Regions from separate parts of the Homo sapiens genome. Here region 1 is linked to region 2. Evidence: chromatin loops called from intact Hi-C (ENCODE). Cell type or tissue: ovary. All regions are shown on one strand. Each heading gives the region's core, and the rest is flanking DNA. Links, peaks and the distances in the headings are about the cores only. Region 1 has its middle 52 kb from the start of GRM8. Region 2 overlaps LOC105375490 (a long non-coding RNA gene).

Region 1 (5,390 bases), core at 211-5,210, 200 kb after region 2:
GTTGTAAAAACAGTACAAAGGATATCTGCAAGCCCTTTGCCCAGATTCCCAAAAGCTTATACCTTACCTAATGATAGTAAAATTATTAGAATCAAGAAATTAACATTGATACAGTACTATTAATAATGCATATCAAACTTCAGCAACCGTTCCATGAATTTCCTTTCTGGTCCAAGACCTAACCCAGGATTTCGTGATGGATTTAGTTATCATGTATCCTTGGGTCTTTTAATCTGTGCTAGTTCCTTGGTCTTTTTTGTCTTCCATCAACTTTGACACTTTTTGAAAAGCATTGACTGACCAGTTATTTCGAAGGATGTCACTCAGTTTGAATTTTTCTGATGTTTCTTCATGATTCAAATTAGGTTATGCACCCTTTTGTCAAGAAGATCATAAAATTGATATTCAGTGCATTATATTGAGAAGCACACGGAATTAACTTATTCCATTACTGGTGATAACTTTTAATCACTTAAGAAGGTATCTACCAGGCTTTTCCAAAAAGTTATTCTTTTTCCATGGTGATTAATATACATCTTATGGAAAGATACTTTGTGACTCAGTAAACTATTCTGTATCTCATCAAACTTTCACTCAGAAATTTAAGAACTTATCAATTATTCTTGTCTGAAGAAAAATGATTACTGTGATATTTGCCAAATTGATTTTCCATTTTCATCATTCCTTTATCCAACATCTATAAGTTGGAAGCCTACTGTGAGAAGATTTTATTTGTTTATTTATATCATTGTGGGCCCTTTGTTTCTTATTTTAGTCTGTGGGTCGTAATCCATTACTATAATTTTTTCTTATTGTTACTTAAATTTCCTCAAATCTGACCATTGAGAGCCCCTCTAAGTTGGTTGCTGTGTCCTTTTGACATATTTTAAGTTGTTCCCATTTGAAATAAAGACACGCTAAAAATATTGGCTTAGATGCTGAGAAGATACAAATCCAGAGACTTTTCTGGAGGCTCATCCCTTCTGCTTTTTCACAAGCTTGGAAAGAAGCTGATTCTTCAGAAGAGTAGGCTATCCAGAGGCTGACCTCAGGACAGTTCCCCTTTCTAAGAAGGTCATCTCCTTTCCATGAAGTTCCCATTGTTTTACAGGTATCTAGAGCTTTCCTGGCCCCTTTCCATGCTTTGATAACTATGTAAAGTGGCACAGGTGTGCGGTCCTTCCTCCAATGTGCTTTCCATGGTATGCCTGGATATTCTTGACTTGAGATTGCCTCACTGCAGGATAGCAAGAGGATGGAGCTCATAACCTCTGATGTTTCTTTGACTGCTTTTTCCTAAAAATCTTATTTTATATTTGTATCGTGTGGTGTCCATGTCGTGTTTGCACAACAGATCACAGAATGCAACCCTATCATTTAGACTATACTCATGTAATAATTTTAAAGACTATTATAATTTTCCCCATGATGAAATTAATTATTGTGAGTACCACATAGACTAATACATACTTACTCTATGTAAGTTTTAACAAAATTATATGTGTCATTTTATACTGATTTACAGTATTTCTATATTTTAATGGTGTAAAAATAAACTACTTAAACATGATATTAGGAATGATTAGAAAATGGATGAAAGTGACAGTAAGTTAACAATTAATCTAACTATAATGTACAATGAAAAATTAGCAAGTCCAAATTAAGTTTTTGGGGCATTTTAAATTAGATTAGTTATGCATTGCTTAATGACAGAGATATCCTCTTCTGAGAAATGCATCACTAGAAGATTTTGTCATAGTGCAAACATCGTAGTGTGTACCTACACAAACCTAGGTGGTATAGCCTACTACACACCCAGGCTATATAGCTTATTGTTCCTAGGCTACAAACCTGTACAGCGTATTAGTGTATCGAATACTGTAGGACACTGGAACACAATGTAAGTATTTATGTATTCATCCATATCTAAACATAGAAAAGACATAGTAAAAATACAGTATAAAAGATAAAGAAATGGTACACCTGCCTAAGGCACTTGCCATGAACAGAACTTACAGAACTCAAAGTTACTCTGGGTGTCAGTGAGTGAGTGGTGGGTGAATGTGAAGGCCTAGGACATTGCTGTACACTGCTGTGGACTTTATAAACACTGTATGCTTAGGCTACACTACATTTATAAAAAGTATTTTTCTTTATTCAATAATAAGTTAACCTTAACTTGTTGTAATGTTTTTTACTTCATATATTTAAAATTTTTTCTAACTTTTTGACTTTTGTAATAACACTTAGGTTAAAACACAAACACATTATATAGCTGTACAGAAGTATTTTCTTTATAGCCTTATTCTGTAAACTTTTTTCTAGTTTTAAAAATTTTAGGGGTCCAGTGTGGCAGTTTGCATTGTAATCCCAGTACTTTGGGAGACCAAGGTGGGAGGATTGCTTGAGCCTGGGAGTTTGAGGCTCAGTGAGCTATGCTGGTACCATTGCACTCCAACCTGGACAAAAACATACTCTAGCCTAGGCCTACACAGGATCAGGATTGTCAGTATGACTGTCTTCCACCTCCACACCTTGCCCCACTAGAAGGTCTTCAGGGGCAATAATACACATGGAGCTACCATCTCCTATGATAGCAATGCCTTCTTCTGGAATACACCTGAAGGATCTGCCTGAGGTTGTTTTACAGTTAACTTTTTAAAAACATATGTAGACATATTACACTCTAAAATGATGATAAGTGTTGTCTAATAAATACATAACCCAGTAACATATTTATTATCGTTATCAAGTGTTATATACTATGCACAATTGCATGTGCTATACTTTTATAGACTGGCAGTGTGGCCCATTGCTGACTGAAACATCATCATGTGGTGCATGACTGTAATTTCAGATATGGGCTATAAAGAAGCAAATATCAGTACAAATGTACAAGTTTTTATGACAAAATATTTTGTTCAGCTTGTTTTTAATTTTTTAAGAATTAAGAATGATCATATTTTGTGAGGTTTTGCTTTAATTTTCCGAGTGACTTCTAGACCCTAATGGATATGCTGTGTTATTGCAGGGGCGTTCTGTAAGGGTGGAGCTTGAGACTCTTGGCATTTAAAAGGGGGCAGGGATTTAAGGTGAAAGGACGCAAAGAGATACGCTAAAAAAGAAAGAAGGAAAAAAGGAAAGACAATTCAAGGAGGAAAATTTAATATCTATTCAGAGTCAAAATCATATTTGGCTCTGATTTGGCGGCTGAAAATAGAGAAGCTCTATTTTTGATTAAATTATGTAGTATATGCAGTGGGAGGGGCTGGTGGAGTAAAGAGTTCATGCTCTGAAATCAGACCAACCTGGGTTTAGTTCCAGTGCCACCACTCATGAGCTGTGTGACATTAGACAAGCTCCTGAACCTTCCTGAGGCTTATATAAAATGACAATGTTTGTAGTAAAGAACTTAGCACAGTGAGTAGACCATAATAAACCCTCTGTTAAGTGTGAGCTATTACTATTATCTGAGACCAAACAATGGGGCAGTCATTTAATTATACATTTAATATCAGTCTGAGACTATTAGGATGAAAGTGATGCCAATGAAAATGATCAATAATTTCGTGGTTTTACAGAAACATGGAACAGCCTCCATTACGTACATAAATGAATCTGAGATTTTAAAAGCTCCCTGCCTGGGGCATTCTCAAGGATCCTGAATCTCATATATCATAATTAACTCCATTGTAACCACTGAGCTGAAGCTGTGGATTCATTAGCGCCTGAAAGCTGACATTTAAAAACCGTGGATGGAGCTAATCTGAGGGTGGAAGAACATTGTATTGAGGTAGCACATGACTATTGAGAAAAAGGTGTTACCTTTTCTCACACAAAGTTTGACCACTTGAAGTTCAAATGAATGTGGGTTGATTGAAAATGCCTGGTGGTGTCATTTAGCTGTTTCTTAAAAAGGTTTTTGAAGACTTTAAGCTGTAACATTTGAGCCTGTGGAACTAGACAGATGCTTTCAGGGACTCGGTGTGAGTAATGTTCTCCTATTATAGCCTGGGTCATAATTCATCAAATATTCCTGTAGTGGCCTGGAAGAGGCAATATATCTCTTGAGTATGCACAGGGGATGTATTCTAATGCTGGAAGATCTGGTTCAGTAACCAAAAACATATTTAGAGCTAAAAATGAAAATTCCAGTGGGAAACCCCATGATTTTAATAAATGTTTAGACTGGGCGCAGTGGCTCATGCCTGTAATCTTAGGCTTTGGGAAGCTGAGGTGAGAAGATTGCTTGAGGCCAGGAGTTCAAGACATGCCTGGGCAACACAGAAAGACCCTATATCTACAAAAAATAAGAAATTATCTGGGCATGTGGTGCATGCCTGTAGACCCAGCTACTTAGGAGGCTGAGGCGGGAGGATCACTTGAGCCCAGGAGGTTGAGGCTCCAGTGAGCTATGATTGCACAACTGCACTCCAGCCTGGGTGACAAAGCAAGACCCTGTCTCTAAAATAAATACATAAACAAATAAATTTCTAGAGGATCTGCTTCAAGTTAGCTAACCATCAGCTTCCAAGATGTTGATGCCATTTGTGCTCAGAACAGAACAAAGCTCTTGTGGGAACAGAATTATTACTAATTTTAATTTTTTAGTATAACCATTAGCATCTTTGCTCCAATCATAGAGCAGCTGAGTCCTGGTGATACGGGTTGATTTTGTGCTGTTGCAGATGACACTGTCACACTTGTTTTAGTGTATTTTTCACATTTTTCCATGAGTTGCCTGAAGTCATTCATTTAGTGGGTTATTGCCTTGGATAGTGTTTAACTGCTCTCAAGACTTCTGGAAATATTTGAAGCATGGGACAGGTGTGGCCAGCCTAGCCACCTTCTTATTCGTATCCCCACAAATGATCAGACTAGCAGTTCAATTAAGAGAAAATGCTTCCTAGCAAACCACCAGCTTGTTTGCTGAATGAGGTACTGTGGCATGGAAAACAAGGCCAGCCCTTGCAGTATTTTAGTTGAATTCACCTGCCTAGTATTAAATAAAATCTCCACTTCTCATCATTGGAAAGTAGAGAGAAGAGAGCAAAAGCAGAAAGATGTCAAAAACACACCAATGAGCAAGCCATATTCTCTAACTTCTGACCCAAGGACCATCACTTTGCTAACAAGAATTTTCAGTGGATTGCACCAATTCTTCCTTCTCATTCTGTTTTCTTGTTTTTTCTTTCAACTTTTATTTTAGGTTCAGTAGGTACGTGTGCAGGTTTCTTACAAGGGTAAATTGCATGTTCCTGGAGTTTGGTGTACAAATGATCCCATCAGCCAGGTAGGGAGCATAGTACTGGATAATTTTTCAACCTTTACCCCCTCTCACTCTCTCATCCTCCCCGCTCTAGTAGTCTCAGGTTTCCATTGTTCTCATG
Region 2 (5,390 bases), core at 254-5,253:
AATATTCCTACAGAGAAATTATCTTACAAAAAAGAGTGCCTCCAGTTTTCATGCACAAGTGTTGTATAAATCCAAAGTATGATTATTATTATTTTATGTTTTTAATTATTATTAAAAATGGGTCTATAAAGCCAGGAAGTTTTATGTTTTCCAGGAAAACAGGAAACAAATCTGGTTTTACTAATCATACCTAGTAGAAAGCTACTAATTTTCTTCCAAAAATAAAATAGAATTGCAAGTGGGTATTTAAAAAATGCATTAAAATGGCAATGTGCGCATAATTTAAATGAGCCAAGAGCCTGCTAATTATTCTGGCATGTGTTCAGTTACTTTTGTACTATTTCTCCTCTAATGTAAACAAGAGAATTCCTCCTAATTGCCCAAAATAGCTTTTAGTAGGTATTGGTTTTTTCTATTTTTGTATAAAAACTACAGTTTGCATGTTTAATAACTAGACACAAAGTGTGATTATTTAGAATTTTTCTCTAAAAAGAATACACTATTACCTATATTTTTCAGCCTTTAAAATCAAATTAAGGTGCTAATTAAGCTATTAATTTACTAGAGCAGAAAATAACTATACAATGTGTATCTGGAGGAATAAATGGCCTCATGTGCATCCAAATGAGGTAAAAGTGGGCTCAGACATACTCATGTAACATAGTATATGAAGCACAATGTGTAGTGAAGAAACCAGGCCCTTCTCTATAGTATTCTTGATCATTATTTTCTGGACATGACATTGATTTATGATTATATTCTTCTTCACAGCTCAGGACCGTTAGCATAGGACTAAATAAACACTGCAGCCTTATTCCTTATTTTTTATTTTTTAATTTTTTTGAGACAGACTCTCGCTCTGTCACCAGGCTGGAGTGCAGTGGCGCAGTCTCGGCTCACTGCAACCTCTGCCTCCTGGGTTCAAGCGATTCTCCTGCCTCAGCCTCCCTAGTAGCTGGGACTACAGGCACACGCCACCACTCCTGACTAATTTTTTGTATTTTTAGTGGAGATGGGGTTTCACCATGTTGGCCAGGATGGTCTTGATCTCCTGACCTCATGATCCGCCTGCCTCAGCCTCCCAAAGCCCTTATTTTTAAATCAGTTTGTCATATATTTATGAAACGTAAGTGAGTTATTTCACATCAAGTTTATTAGAACAGTATTCTGCTTCCTCCAGTATGTTGAACTAAATACACAGCTAGAGCAAGGATAAAACATATTTATGTTGAGTAACAGGATGTTGGACTGAAATCCTTCCCCTTGAGGTTGACTGAAACACCAATATAATAGATACCAAAGAGAATGTGAATATTTGGAGAATGCACTCCATGACGTGGTAGACCAATAATATGAAATGTGGTTAGCGCAAGGAGAGAGGAAAAGCATTTAGTGAGGAAGCATCTTTGGAGAAAACAGTAAAGTCCCACTTCCTCCCCCGACACAGAGGGAGATACTTTCTTCTTCATCTGAGGTCTACTGAGGAGGACTACCATGGTACCTGGAGACCTTTGATATGTGGGCTGGGGCTTGACTCTGATGTTGGAAATCTAGAGGGCAAGAAAAGAGCTGACTAACCACTCTCTTGGCAAACATGGGAAGGGGTTGGCCTAGGGTTTCTTGTGTTTTGTTTTTTAGCAAAGCCTGTCTCATTGTTTCAAAGGGACTACATGTGGGTGCTGAGAGCCAGCATGGGTTCTCTTAGAGCCTGCCACCTGGAAGAAAGTGATTTCTGAAGATAGAAGCTGGTTACGTAACGCTGATGTACAAAAATGAAGAGAGGAATCATGCAGGATCATTCAGGCTAGAAATGCACCTACCTGGGGCTAGATGTTGCAGGAGAAAGGAGTACAGTGATAGGAACCTTTGAAGAGCTCATGACCCTCAGGGCATGAAGATATCAGTTCACAGAATATTTTATCATTTTCCTGTCTACCATCTTCCTGCTTTGACTTTGAGGACATGAAAACAGCTGGGAGAGGGAAGGGGAAGGGGGAGAAGGGAAGCACAAGGCAGTAAATAAAGGAAGAAACTAATCAGCCACTCTTTCTCATTGTAGGCTTTCAGCCTGAAGCAGAACCAAGCTGGGGGAGGAGGAGTTTTACTGTAAGTCAAGCCCAGAGTTATAATTGTTATACAGAATTGGACAATCTAATTTCTGAATCAAGATTGTTTTTCATCCAGGCTCAGGGAAACTTTACTCCTGCTAAATAAAGCCTAATGGAACAGTGGGAAGAAAAAATAAAGTTGTATTTTGATTACATTATATCTGCTTGAGTAACATTGTAATTTCAAATGCAGTGCTAGGTTTGTAGGAAATGAGAGAAATATCCAACGGTGTTAAAAAAAAGAGAGAGAGAGAGAGAGAATACTTTGTTGAAATCTGAAAAGGAGATGCAGTGAGCAGTAAGCAAATGCAATCAGGACACTAAGCTTTGGGCTCAACCCAAGGCCAGTGAATGGAACCTGGAAGGAAATAAGGCAGCTGAGGTCTGGCGCCCCCTGGCCCCCAGTGGAAGCAAGGATAAAGCTGCTCTGGAGGAAGTCAACCTCAATTAGCCCCTCAGGATTCCATAGATGAAGATCTACCAAACATGGGCTCACCATCGAAGATCACCAACATGACAGAAGAAAAAGCCTCTGTCTCACCATGGGGAGAGTCAGCAGAAACAATAAACGAAGGATTTAGAGTCCTCATGAATTCTGATTTTGGAATGATCAAGATGTAGAATATCAAACAATTATGTATACCCAGGTATCTCACAGAAATGTAAAGCAATAAGGAACTACCCAAAATAAGCAGGAATCTATAAAAGAAACCACACAGAATTTGCAAAATAGAAACAGGCTTGTTTGTACTAAATTGTCTTTCACTTTTTCTATCTCCTTGTTTTCTCTGCTGTATTATGAGTACTTTTAAAAAAATCCATATATCAATAATTCTCTCTTCAACTGTTTACTGTTTAACCCATTAATTAAAAAATTTTTAACTATTATACTTTTCTGTTTTGAAAATATTGATTCATTGAATCAGGTAGATCTTCCAAACATTTACGCCAAAATTACGTTCATTAACATCACCACTGATCTCATTAGAAAAGTCCAAGTATTGGGAAGCTGTCAGACCCATGGTGGCAAATACAAATTTTCTAAAATTCTAATTTTTGCTTAAAAACTTGAATTTTATCATTGGCAACAAGTTCTGTTGGTTGTTTTCCTTGAAGTTACAGGCTCACTTCGTTCCATTTTGAGAAAATGTCTGCCAATTATCCAAGTCTGAATAGCCATAGTTCATCTGTCAGTCATCCTTTTAAGTAAAAATAGTGTTCCATGAAAAAATCGGTTACGTCAGCTTGCAACTCAATCACAAAAGTGTTTTTCCTTGAGAAAACGATCATACTTCAGTATTCAGAAGAAGTGCCTTTTGTAGTTCCCATTTTGTCACAGAGAATATTAAAAAGACATTGCTTAAAGGTCAAGATTTAATAAAATTAATATATATTTTTTCTGCTTCACCAAGCACATTGTTAAGCATAACTGACATTTTAGAAATTTACTGTGAGTGTGCGGCAGAGAAGAATGCAAGGTTACCAGCATCATTTGGTGCCACTGTCTTGATTCATGCTAAGTCACCAGATGTTTGAACCCACCATTGCTTCTGCACCACCAGTGTACATGTCAACACAGAGAAAAAGACTAATAACATCTTGGTATTATTATGAAAGTAGTTTTGACCTTGTGGGCCCCAGAAAGGGTCTCAGGGTCCCTACAGGTCCATAAACTACACCTTGAGACTACAATTCTGAAGGAATAAGAAAAATGCCTCCGGGAGTAAGGTCTGAAATAGAAGAAGGTCCGGTGGGCAAAAAAAGTTGGTAATCTAACAAATCTTATCTATCTAAAACAATAATGTCTTCCGTGGGGATTAAAAAATTAAAGTTAAATGATAGACAACAGTAACATAAATTGCAAAGGGTAAAAATAGCATGCAAGTTGGGGGGGTTGCCTAGGAGTGACACTTTAGAATTTAACTTAAATATGAAGGAAAAATTTTAAGGATGGAAAATGGCCAGTTAAAGATTATGGATTGAATGTATGCATTCACTTCACTCCCTCCCCCAAATTATAAAAATGACAACCAATGGATGTTTTTTAAAAGATATAAACCTATAAGAAAAGTGAGGAGACAATAGCAGTCAAAAGTAGGAAGGTGGAAAGCCGTTGGATGAGTGGTAACTGATTTTGACCACCTGGGAAAACTGAGCTCCAAGCTTGCAAGAGAAGTCAGCAGAAAACATATGACAGATTCAAAACTCATTCATAATTTTAAAAATTTGCATGAAGCTAAATATTGAAGGACAATTCCTTAACCAGGTAAAGGGTATCTAAACCAAACCAAATCAAACCTACAGTGAACATTATTCTTTTTTTCTTTTTTAACTTTTTCTTTAGGTTTGGGGTACACATGCAGGTTTGTTATATAGGTAAACTCATGTCACAGGGATTTGTTGTAGAGATTATTTCATTACCCAGGTACTAAGCCCAGTGCCCAATTATTTTTTTTGCCTCTCTTCCTCCTCTGACTTTCTCCCTACTCAAGTAGGCCCCAGTGTCTGTTGTTCTCTTTTTTGTGTCCATGTGTTCTCATCATTTAGCTCCCACTTATAAGTGAGAACATCTGGTATTTGGTTTTCTGTTACTCTGTTAGTTTGCTAAAGATAATGGCCTCCAGCTCCATACATTTTCCCAGGAAAGACATGATCTCGTTCTTTTTTATGGTGACATAGTATTCCATGGTGTATATGTACCACATTTTCTTTATCCCATCTGTTGTCAATGGGCATTTAGGCTGATTTTTGTCTTTGCTATTGTGAATAGTGCTGCAATGAACATTTGCATGCATGTGTCTTTATGGCAGAATAATTTATATCCCTCTGCATATACTCAGTAATGGGATTGCTGGGTCAAATGGTGTTTCTGATTTTAGCTCTCGGAGGAATTACCACACTGCTTTCTACAATGGATGAACTAATTTACACTTCCACCAATAGTGTATAAGTTTTCCCTTTTCTCTGAAACCTTCCCAGCATGTGTTATTTTTTGACTTTTTAATAACAGTCATTCTGACTGGTGTGAGATGGTATCTCATTGTGATTTTCATTTGCATTTCTCTAATGATCAGTGTTATTTGAGCTTTTTTTCACATGCTTTTTGGCTGCGTATATATCTTCTTTTGAAAAATGTCTGTTCGTGTTTTTCACCCACTTTTTAACGAGGTTGTTTTTGTCTTGTAAATTTTTTAAGTTCCTTCTAGGTACTGGATTAATATCTTTGTCAGATATATGGTTTGCAAATATTTTCCCCCACTCTGTGTTAATTAATTAATTTAA

The links. A loop is a pair of places that touch in the nucleus more often than their neighbours do. Peaks named below come from ENCODE experiments on the same cell type or tissue, not always from the same donor. Only the 100,000 strongest peaks of a DNase experiment are listed, where the experiment ranks them.
Region 1: it touches region 2 in a loop (4-fold over the local background); 1 of 110 quality-filtered maps calls a loop at or near these places.

Annotation. Positions count from the first base shown.
Region 1 is chr7:127,301,939-127,307,328 of GRCh38, reverse strand. No RefSeq gene overlaps it. Among named protein-coding and RNA genes, the nearest start is that of GRM8, 52 kb to the right of the region's middle. In ovary, for the core only: no CTCF peak of the experiment used is centred there; no DNase peak of the experiment used is centred there.
Region 2 is chr7:127,502,036-127,507,425 of GRCh38, reverse strand. It overlaps LOC105375490 (a long non-coding RNA gene), which reads left to right. Exons shown (of 5, transcript XR_007060511.1): 4 at 1,664-2,106. Among named protein-coding and RNA genes, the nearest start is that of LINC03012, 28 kb to the right of the region's middle. In ovary, for the core only: no CTCF peak of the experiment used is centred there; a DNase peak (open chromatin) is centred at 2,488.